Linked DNA regions of Homo sapiens: region 2 is linked to region 1. A link is a loop called in an ENCODE intact Hi-C map of the cell type or tissue named here. Cell type or tissue: ovary. All regions are shown on one strand. Region 1 overlaps PPP1R13B (protein phosphatase 1 regulatory subunit 13B). Region 2 overlaps MARK3 (microtubule affinity regulating kinase 3).

Region 1 (5,000 bases):
GAAACCCTGGCAACAGCTGTCTTTCAAGGATGAAATGATGGGTGTTCTTGCTCTAATTCTCTCTTCCGTGCTTCCTAATTGTCTAGAACACGCCTGTTTTCCTTATGCAAAGCAGGGAAAGTAAATCTGTCCACCCCACACTCCTACGGGCCTCACCATCCATCACTATCAGCAGCATTCACGTTGACACCAAAATCCAGCAGGAACTTCACGATGTGATGGTGGCCGGCGCAGACGGCGTTGTGCAGTGGGGTGATCCCTTCGTCGTTGGGCTTGCTGGGATCTTCCACCTAGGACACACGGCCTGTGAGCGCCCATCCCCTCGCCCCCAGCAGCGTGCACTGGTCCCCGGCTGCAGCTCACCTCATAGATGATCCTCTGCACCAGATCGAACTCTCCTTCCAGAGACGCGTCTAGGAGCAGTGCCAGGGGGTTAAACCGGACTCTCAGCCCGTGCCCCGTCCGCTCCGAGTTGGGCTTCTTCAAGTTGGTCCGCTTGTTCTGTTGGGAAGGAAGCACGCTTTCCAGTTAAAGGTGGTCCACTGAAGTCTAAGAACCCACGCCTGCTGGGAAGGAGTGGTGGGAGCTAAAGCCCAAAGACAGTGGCTCCGCGAAGCAGCCCTGGAGTGGTAGCAGTAGCAGCGCCCAGGTGACCACCTCAAATAAGGGCCAGGGCCACTCTGCTCACTACAAGGGAGAGCCCTGTCTGAGGCCTGAGTCCCTGGCTCACGCACAGAGGGACACGGCTGTGTTTGAGCTTCTGGCCACTCCTCGGAAGACTCTGTGGGAGGGAGGGTGGCGTGTGACTGCCAAGTAGCTGATGGGAGCCAGCAGCTCGTTCCTGCCCACATGCGACAGGGTTCTTCCTGCTATGGCACCAGATCCTAGTGGAGAGAATCCCACTGAGGGTTCCCTGAGATGGCGCCTGGCTCCCTCTCTGCTCCGTCAACACTGACCTCCCACCCAGGGCCTTTGTCTAGATGCTTCTTCCCTCGTCTCTCTACAGGACCTTCAGGTGCCAGCGACAGCTCCCCTTCCTCAGGAAAGCCTCTGGAGCTCCCTGACCAGCTGTCTGGGAAAGGCTTGGCCACATTGTGCATTTGTGTGGCCGAGCCCCATTTGTCATGCCTTTTCATGCCCCATTTGTCTGTGTGACTGTCCGTCCTCCCTACAAGACGTAACTCAGGGACATCCCTGGTTCCCACTGCTCCCAGCACAGCCTGACCAAGGGAAGGACCCCAGAGGTCCTGGTTGCATGAATGACCAGGAAGGCCAGGCTTTGGTCTAGCAATGACACCCACCGTGGAGGTGGCAGGAGGGTGGCTGGCAGGGGGAAGAGGTGCTGGAGGGACCTGCTCTTCCCCTGGAGATGGGGCCTCAGCCACAGGACTCGGGATCTGCTCCGTGGTGGGGACCGTGGCCACGTTGTTGTTATTGTCCTCTGCCGGCTCGGCAGTTTGGTGGGTGGTTTGGGGACAGATGAGCTCCTCTGGTTCGGGGGAAGGTAACTCATTATCATTGGCATCTGATGACGGGGCAGGCTCAGCGGGGAGTGGGGCTGTGGGCTGGGCAGGGGGGAGCTCTTCCAGGTTTCCATTGGCATTGGTGTTTCCATTGTCCACATCGGCCAAGGTGCCCATGAAGTCCTGGGAGGGGCTGGGCTGGTAGAAAGGGGTGCCCTCCATGCCACCGGCCAGGGTGTTGAAGCGCTGGTACAGCAGCTTCTGGATGTTGGGCCCGCCGGGGCCCTCGGGCTCTGTGATGGAGCTGCGCTTTTTCAGGGGCCGGGGCGCGTTGGCCAGCTTCCTGCGGAGGGCCTCCAGGTCTGCATCACTCTGGTAGCGCAGTGGCGAATGCACGATGGGCGTGAGCTTGGTGGGGCTGAGTGGCCGTGGCAGGCTCTCCACGGTGCTGCCATCTGCGGGGGCGGCGGGGCCATCCTGCTCAGGCTCTTTCTCAGTACTTTCTGAAGGTGGCTGAGGCTGTGGTGTGCCCGTGGACAGTGACCCGTGAAGAAACGGCAGCGGCGATGGAGAGGTTGAACCCGAAGGTAAAACGGGCTTACCATACACTGGGGAAGACACAAAGGACAGGCAATTTTGACCTCACTACAGAGATCTAGTCATACACACCTATGATTACACCAGAGACAGGCTCCTGCAAAGACACACATATACATCTGCTGCTGTTATTCAATTCTCATTTCAAATCTCTGAGGAAACCTCCCCCTCTTAGAGCCTCCACTGACTCCTTCTGAAAGGTGCAGTGCCTCTCTAATGTGTCGGTTTTTACATTTGGGTTTCCAGAACTGGAGCTTTTTCAAAAGAAAAAAATAGGGTGCTAACCCGACTTTTCCTGCCGCAGACAAGCCTGCCTGTTTTCTGGCCAAGGAAAAAGACAAAAACCACTAAACATGCATCTGATTCTTGGACTAACTCACATGACGGAGACACACGCGCCTCCTCAGAGCAGGAAGGTTTTACCTGGAGGTCCAGGAGCTCTTGAGAATGGTCTAAGCCTTTCCCACCACAGCCAGAACCCTCCCCACAAGGGAACACTGCACCACCACCTGGGAGGTCCCTGTGCAGGAAGTGACTAGGCACGTCCAGGAATCCCTCAACTGTGAGTCTAGAAGCTGCAGCCAATGCCCAGGAATGTCTAAGAAGGCCCTAGCCTAGACCTGACCCGCGGCTTCCTCCCGTAAGAGTCGGAAACACCATCAGCCTCTGTGGTAGGTGTGGAACTAAGCTACCTTCTCTCAGCTGCCTTCTTAGAACATCTGAGCTCCATAACCCAAACCAAGGCTTTCCTCCCCTCTGGGCTATGGGGGAGGCTCCTACGCAGCAGACGCCCTCCTTAAACTGCCCATGCCCAGGGGTCGGGCTCAGCCACTACCAGGAGGGCCAGTGGTCAAGGCCACCCTCTACGCACTGGACAGCTCCCGGCACAAGTTACCACGAAACAGAAGGAAAAGAGGAAATTCTCGACATCTCACCCTTCCCGGAGCTGGATTTCCTAAGTAGCACACGGAGGTGGCTGCTCAGACAGGAAGTCAGAGAACTGTGAGCCATCTGCAAAACAGCCTCCTCCATGCATTCCAGCTTCCATTCCCTTCTCACACTGACACCCAAGGCTGTACTTTTATGTAAGAATTAAGTTTAATCCTAAATAGCACGTGGCCCAAACGTAAAGAAATACATTAGTATTTTCTTAATTAAAAGTATAATTTCCTAGCCCCAAGAAAAGGAGAGTATAAACCCACTCTACCTGCTTTAACTGACTTATTTAAGGCGCTGTGTGCTGCCGGCTGGTAATTCTTAGGTGGTGTGGCTTGCTGGAGGTACATGGAGTATATGGAACTTGAATTCACTGTCTGGGGTCCTTTCCTGGGAGACTGTGGCCTTGACCCTTTATCAGCCAGGAAAGGCCTAATGGCCACTGTCAGTGGGAGTTCAGGCTTGCTGTCCCCAGCTGGAAATGCAGGTGGTCCCGCTGGCGGGTACGTGGGACTTGGCGGTACGGAAATCCTCTGCTGAATCTGTTGTGAGGAGCCTGGCTGGGGGGTGCTGCCTGTGGCGGGCAGCAGGGTGGGCCTCTGTCGACTTGGCAGGCCTGCACTGGGCCTGGGCAAGCTGCCTTCCTTCCTCCTTTCCAGGGAGCTTGTCGACCCAGGACCCAGAGGTGTAGGACTTGGGTATGTCCCATAGCTTGGAGGCAGCTGCTTGCCTACACCCGGGATGGGAGGTGGCACTTTACCAATCTCGATGCCCTAAGTTTAGGTGTTAAGAAGAAAAACAAAGTCACCCTTTGAACAGTTAAGAATATTTCCACCCACATTCCCAAGAGAATACACAGTAGAATTTGTAATCCGTCAAATTGGCTGTGACCAGGACTTGGGGCACACTGTTGAGCTCATTGCCTGTCTGCAAAAGTTCTGACCGAAAGGTGTGTGTACTCGTGGGCTGCTCAGGCTCTTAGGGCCCAGTAACCCTCTAGGACTTTGGGTGTTGTCTGGACAATAACAGGATTAACTTGCCTCCTGACAAGTCATACCCTTTAGCTTAGTACTAAGGCAGAAGAGAGCCCTGTTGAAGAGCCCGCTTGTGTTCTGTGGTAAAGACACAGGCCTACCGGCTTCTCCGTGGGTCCCAGTGCTGAGAAGGGCACAGGCTGGCTGGAGACAGTGCCCTGCTTGACAGACCCCTCCACGCTCGGATCCTTCCAGTCTGCACCGGCCACCTGCACTGGTTTCACGGAAGAGCTAGAATTCTGTTTTAATGTTGGCCAGTTTCCATCATTAGCTTGAAAAGAACACAGAACTTACGTAAAACTTTTCTCAATGTAGTTGAACCAACCTAAGAATAACACTCTGCCAGAAACAAAAACAGCACTGGGACATCCCATTCTGATGCAGATCCATTAACCGAGTGGTCAACCACCAGCCACATGCACAACTGCTGATCTCCTCCAGCACCCACAGACCCGTGCACAAGACCAAGGGACGGGCTCTGCTGGCAGCTCACTGCCAACGCCCAAATCGCCTCAAGTGTTACCAGAGACTCACGCCAAACCAAGGCTCCACTGGTGTGGGCCTGGGGCTGCACCCTATTTTAACACAGGTCAAATCCATTGCATCAGCACCACCAAACAAAATAAGCACTGGCCCTTACTTTTGAAACACTATTTATGAATACAATTACATAGAGCAATAAAAAAGATTTATCTTTTGACTTCATAATAGGTTTGACCTGTAGTACTTTAATTATTGAGATAAAAATTTCTGCCCTCTAAGGTAACTTATGATCACAGGAGGCCCGTGCAGGTTCCCACTGATTTGCGTAGCAGGAGGAGCAGGCTATCATTCTGTTGCAGTGATTAGAAAGCTGGTCATCAACCCCAAGTTTTCAGGAAAGCCACTGAAATGACAGGTTCTTTACAGAGTATTTTCCAAACTGAAAAAGGGTGCAGAAGTATCCCCTTGTAACACAAGGCCCCTCACA
Region 2 (5,000 bases), 310 kb before region 1:
CCCCCTTTGCAGTCATTCTTGCATCCTTTTTTCTTCTCAGCACCATTCATAGTTGTATCACACTTGCTTCAGGAACAGCTCTCTTAGATAGTGATTTAAAGCTGTGGAGCATGCCCTAGCAGCTAACATTCATCATAAGGAACATTCTGCCATCAGCAGTGTGCAATCTCTTTTTTACCACCACTACCGAAAAAGGTGGACTGGCTCATTCAGGCAGTATTTTAACAGTGAACACACGTGTTAAAATATCGGTTTCATGATATTCAGGCTTGCATACTGGGTCATGAACATTTACTAAATGCACATATAAGTAAACCTGAGTTGACTATGTTTGCAAATTGATATTATTTTCACAGATGAGTCTCTTCATTTTTCCTTTGTATTTTTGCAGCCATTGAATTAATAAACGTTAGATTCTGGTGAGAGATTTATTTTTCTCCATTGTTTTTTAAGAGATGGGTCTTGCTCTGTTGTCCAGGCTGGACTCGAACTCCTGGGCTTAAGCAGTCCTTCCACTTTAGCCTCCCAAGTAGCTGGGACTACAAATGCACACCACAGCATCTGGCTATATACCTTCCAATGTCTCACTAGTATATCTGGAATACTATTCTATTCTTACGCATCTTTTAGGTCAATTTTTTGTTTGTTCGTTTGTTTTTGTTTTTGTTTTTTTGAGATGGAGTCTCGCTCTGTTGCCCAGGCTGGAGTGCAGTAGTGGGATCTGAGTTCACTGCAGTCTCCCTCTGCCTCTTGGGTTCAAGCAATTCTTCTCCCTCAGCCTCCCAAGTGGCTAGGACTACAGGTGTACGCCACCACACCTGGCTAATGTTTGTATTTTTAGTACAGATGGGGGATTTGCCATGTTAGCCAGGCTGGTCTGGTCTCAAACTCCTGACCTCAGGTGATCCACCTGCCTCAGCCTCCACTTGCTGGGATTACACGTGTGAGCCACCATGCCCAGGCCAAGGTGTGTGGATCACTTGAGGTCAGGAGTTCGAGACCAGCCTGGTCAACATGGTGAAACCGCGTCTCTACTAAAAATACAAAAATTAGCTGGGCGTGGTGGCACATGCTTATAATCCCAGCTTCTCAGGAGGCTGAGGCAGGAGAATTGCTTGAACCCAGGAGGCGACAGAACAAGACTTTGTCTCAAAAAAAAACAAGAAATTTGTAACATGTAATGAAATAATTGATTTTTTGTAATGTATTTATGATAGCTGGTTAGTTAGCCAACCTTGAGCACATTCAGGGATGGAGACACACTCCTTCCCGTAGCATCTTGTTCCAGTGTTCAGTGGCTTTGCTATTAGAGCCTTTTCCCCTTACTTCAGACTAGCATCTGTCTTCTAGAAACTTCTACAACACTGTTTACCATTTGTCATATGGAGTTATAGTTACTCCAAACATAACCAGCCCTTAGAAGTTGCTATTTTGGGTCTTGTTGATTTTCTCTTATGCAGAGTAAATCCCCTCAGCCTCCTTGGGTACTCCCACAGGAGTTTCGCTGAACAGAAGCCTACTTTATTCCATACTTGGAATTGTTTCCCCCCTCCCACCTGAATTTGTTTGATTCCTGCTAAAATTCATTTAATTGATTTTCTGCCTTAATTCCAGTCTTTTGGGGGATTTTGGAATAATGGGTCATTTGTATTAGCTGCTATGTAAATTAGATATGGATGTCTCCATCCAATTAAAATATTAAACAAGACAAGAACAAGACTTTTCAATGGAGAATTCATCCAAGTTGATACTGCTGACCCAGTAGTAAAGCATTTTTTGAGTAAGATTTAACCACCATTCTTAAATCTAGACTGAGTAGGACAGAAAGGGAAATCCCTGTGTTTTTAAATTTTAATGAGATTTACAGAGGAAGAAAAAAAGGAACATTAAACACAAATATATGCAAAATACCCAGTAGGATTTATTAAAGCATTATTGACTATGGATTTCATCAGGGTCTTTGTGGGGAAATCCTGCTTATACCCACCTCAATCTTCCTCCCTCCCTTCCTTCCACTGGCCTTATCGTGATTGTAAAATAGGGCAACACTACATTCCATAAAATAGAATAAGTGTCCCTATGAGCTGAGCAGAAGTTGGCTTTAGAGACAGGCAAAGGCTGAAGAAGGCTGAGGCAGGCCCGGCACAGTGGCTCACTCCTGTAATCCCAGCACTTGGGGAGCCTGAGGCGAGAGGATCACTCGAGCTCAGGAATTCGAGATCAGCCTAGGCAGCACAGAGAGACCCGTCTCTACCAAAAAAAAAATTAAATAAATTAACCAGGTGTGGTGGTGTGTACCTGTAGTTCCAGCTACTTAGGAGGCTAAGATGGGAGGATCACTTGAGCCTAGAAGTTGGAGGCTGCAGTGAGCTGTGATGGTGCCCCTGCATTCCAGCCTGGGCAACAGAGCAAGACCCTGTCTCAAAAAAAAGCTGAAGCAAAGAACAAAGAGTGTATTGGTCCTTTCAGAATTCCTTTTTTTTGTAAGGCAGGGACAGGGAAACAGAACAATAGACCACAATAGACTATACCACATAGAAAAGTAACCGATTAGTTAATGTCAGGTTACTTCACACTACATTTTTTTCTGTAAGGATTAAAGCAGTAGGAACTTTGTTATTGTGCCAATTGAAGTTTTTTCTTTTCTTTTCTTTTCTTTTCTTTTTTTTTTGAGACAGAGTCTTGCCCTGTGACCCAGGCTGGAGTGCAGTGGTGTGATTTTGGCTCACTGCAACCTCTGCCTCCCGGGTTCAAGAGATACTTCTGCCTCAGCCCCCTGAGTAGCTGGGACTACAGGTGTGTGCCACCACGCCTGGCTAATTTTTGTATTTTTAGTAGAGACAGGGTTTCACCATGTTGGTCAGACTGGTCTCCCAACTCCTGGCCTCAGGTGATCTGCCTGCCTCAGCCTCCCAAAGTGCTGGGATTACTGGCCTGAGCCACCGTGCTCAGCCAGGACAGTTTAAATCTTCAATCAGGGGCTGGACGCAGTGGCACACGCCAATAATGGCAGTACTTTGGGAGGCCGAGGCGGGTGGATCACCTGAGGCCAGGGGTTCGAGACCAGCCTAGCCAGCATGGTGAAACTGCATCTCTACTAAAAATACAAAAATTAGTTGGGCGTGGTGACATACCCCAGCTACCCAGTAGGCTGAGGCACAAGAATCGCTTGAACCTCGGAGGCGGAGGTTGCAGTGAGCCGAGATCACACCACTGCACTCCAGCCTGGGTGACGGTGAGACTCTGCCTCAAAAAATAAATAAATAATAAACTGTCCTGTTTGGGAAATTAGCTGTTATCTCCTTTTCTTCTGATTTCTAGGAAGGTCAGATAACAACTTAATTTAGGTTTGGGAATGTGGAATCTTAGCAGGGATTACTCCATTTTTAATTTTAACCTGGTTTCCTGGGGCCTAATGCAGGAGTTTAGTCCCAAACAATGGCTTCCTATAATTTTTATTTAACAATTCTTCCCTTTTGGTCAGGCTTTCACCTAGGTAAGAGTGTAACCAAAACCTAGGATATCCCTGCTGTTCTCAGTTGCCATCATTTTGAGTTTCCCGTTTCAGCATGCCGTTGACAGGGTGTTCTCATTATCGTGTGTTTCTTTTGAGTTTTTGTTGTTCTAGCCAGAGAGAACCATTTGACATCTGATAGGTGGCTACATGGAGACACTTAACACTCTGGGAGGATACAGCGTACCAGAGAGACTACCATTATGACTATCATGAGGATCACACCAAGCATTTAGAGTATGCTCCTAAGCCAGGGTTTTTATGAACCAAATCAACTAAAATTGTATAGCCAAACAAGGAGTCTGCCAATTTTAACCAAGTTGTCCGCTCTACCATACCCAAATCGCAACGAGAAGTGTCATGAACTGCACAGATTCCTCCATGTTTAGTAGGCATCCCAGCATTCCGTGACCGGGCTAAGTATAAAGCAGGGAGTGCAAGTTACCCACAGAAGCTACTGACTGTGAAATTTTAGCTACAGCATGATCCTGCCAAACTGAAAGAGGTAGGCATTAGTAAGGAAAAATTAAGAGGGGCAAAAGCATTGTTATGAAGTCTTGTTATTATGACAGTCTTGGGAAAAGCTGTCCATAGCATGCAGTCCACAACTTCTCGTCCTGGTTCGCAGTTTGAATGTCTCTGGTTGTGGCATCTGGCATTCTGGTGAATTCTCTGTGTGGCCTACACATCAGGCATGAGACTCGAAATTTACATCAAGCTGTCAGCTTTGGTTTATAGGGCTTCTGAAATTGAGCAGCTCATTCTTCATTGGCAAGTTGTAGCCAGATATTAAAGAAAACTAGAAGAATTCAGAATCTAGTTCAGTCAGGAATAATCTTATCAGGTCATTTCTGGAAGTCAATTCTGTGAATTAATATTTTAGCAGCGTTTTTTGCTTCTAATTTCAAATTGGAAGGTATAGGGTTATTCATTGTGCCCCTCAAGCCTGGTCCACTCCGATACCCCTCAAGCACCAGACACCTACCCAGGAAGAGGGAGGCTGTTTTCTTTTTAAAGCTAGTATTTGCTTTGGAGCCACTGTTAGTGCTTAGAGCTCTGTAGCAGTAGCAGTAGTGGCCTTTTTTGGCGTCCTAGGGAATCTTGGTCATGGGATGTAGCAGGGAAACTTATAATTTGAAAGCAAGGAGAACCAGTTCATGCTTTTCATGTGGTCTGTCGTGTAATGACTTTTACTGCTGCCACCACTGGGTTATTTTGGGCACTGTTGATTTAGTTTTCTTAAGCCAGTACTTTTCAACCCTTCTTGTGCATTAGAAACATTTGTGGAGTTTGAAAAAAGCATATTTCCTTCACAGTACTTTCCTCCCTAGAGGTCCTATCTTGGCGGGTCTAGAAATGTGGTGATCTCAGTACACACCCCAGATGAGAATGGCTCCTAGTCTGTCTTCACTTCCCCCAAAGTTCTTAATTTCTCTCTTCTTCCAATTTTACTTATTTTTATTTATTTATTTATTTTTTTGAGACG

The links. Hi-C counts contacts between places; a loop is a spot of excess contacts. Peaks named below come from ENCODE experiments on the same cell type or tissue, not always from the same donor. Only the 100,000 strongest peaks of a DNase experiment are listed, where the experiment ranks them.
Region 2: a loop joins it to region 1, with 5 times the contacts of the local background. A loop is called at or near these places in 1 of 110 quality-filtered maps.

The regions. Positions count from the first base shown.
Region 1 is chr14:103,738,523-103,743,522 of GRCh38, forward strand. PPP1R13B (protein phosphatase 1 regulatory subunit 13B) reads right to left here. Exons shown (of 17, transcript NM_015316.3): 10 at 4,132-4,301; 11 at 3,268-3,769; 12 at 1,302-2,071; 13 at 364-501; 14 at 157-290. Among named protein-coding and RNA genes, the nearest start is that of ZFYVE21, 25 kb to the left of the region's middle. RefSeq lists an enhancer at 4,494-5,000. In ovary, no CTCF peak of the experiment used is centred here; DNase peaks (open chromatin) are centred at 349, 749, 1,439 and 2,979; H3K27ac peaks cover 1,152 bases.
Region 2 is chr14:103,430,433-103,435,432 of GRCh38, forward strand. The region is part of intron 3 of MARK3 (microtubule affinity regulating kinase 3); the gene reads left to right. Among named protein-coding and RNA genes, the nearest start is that of MARK3, 48 kb to the left of the region's middle. In ovary, no CTCF peak of the experiment used is centred here; no DNase peak of the experiment used is centred here.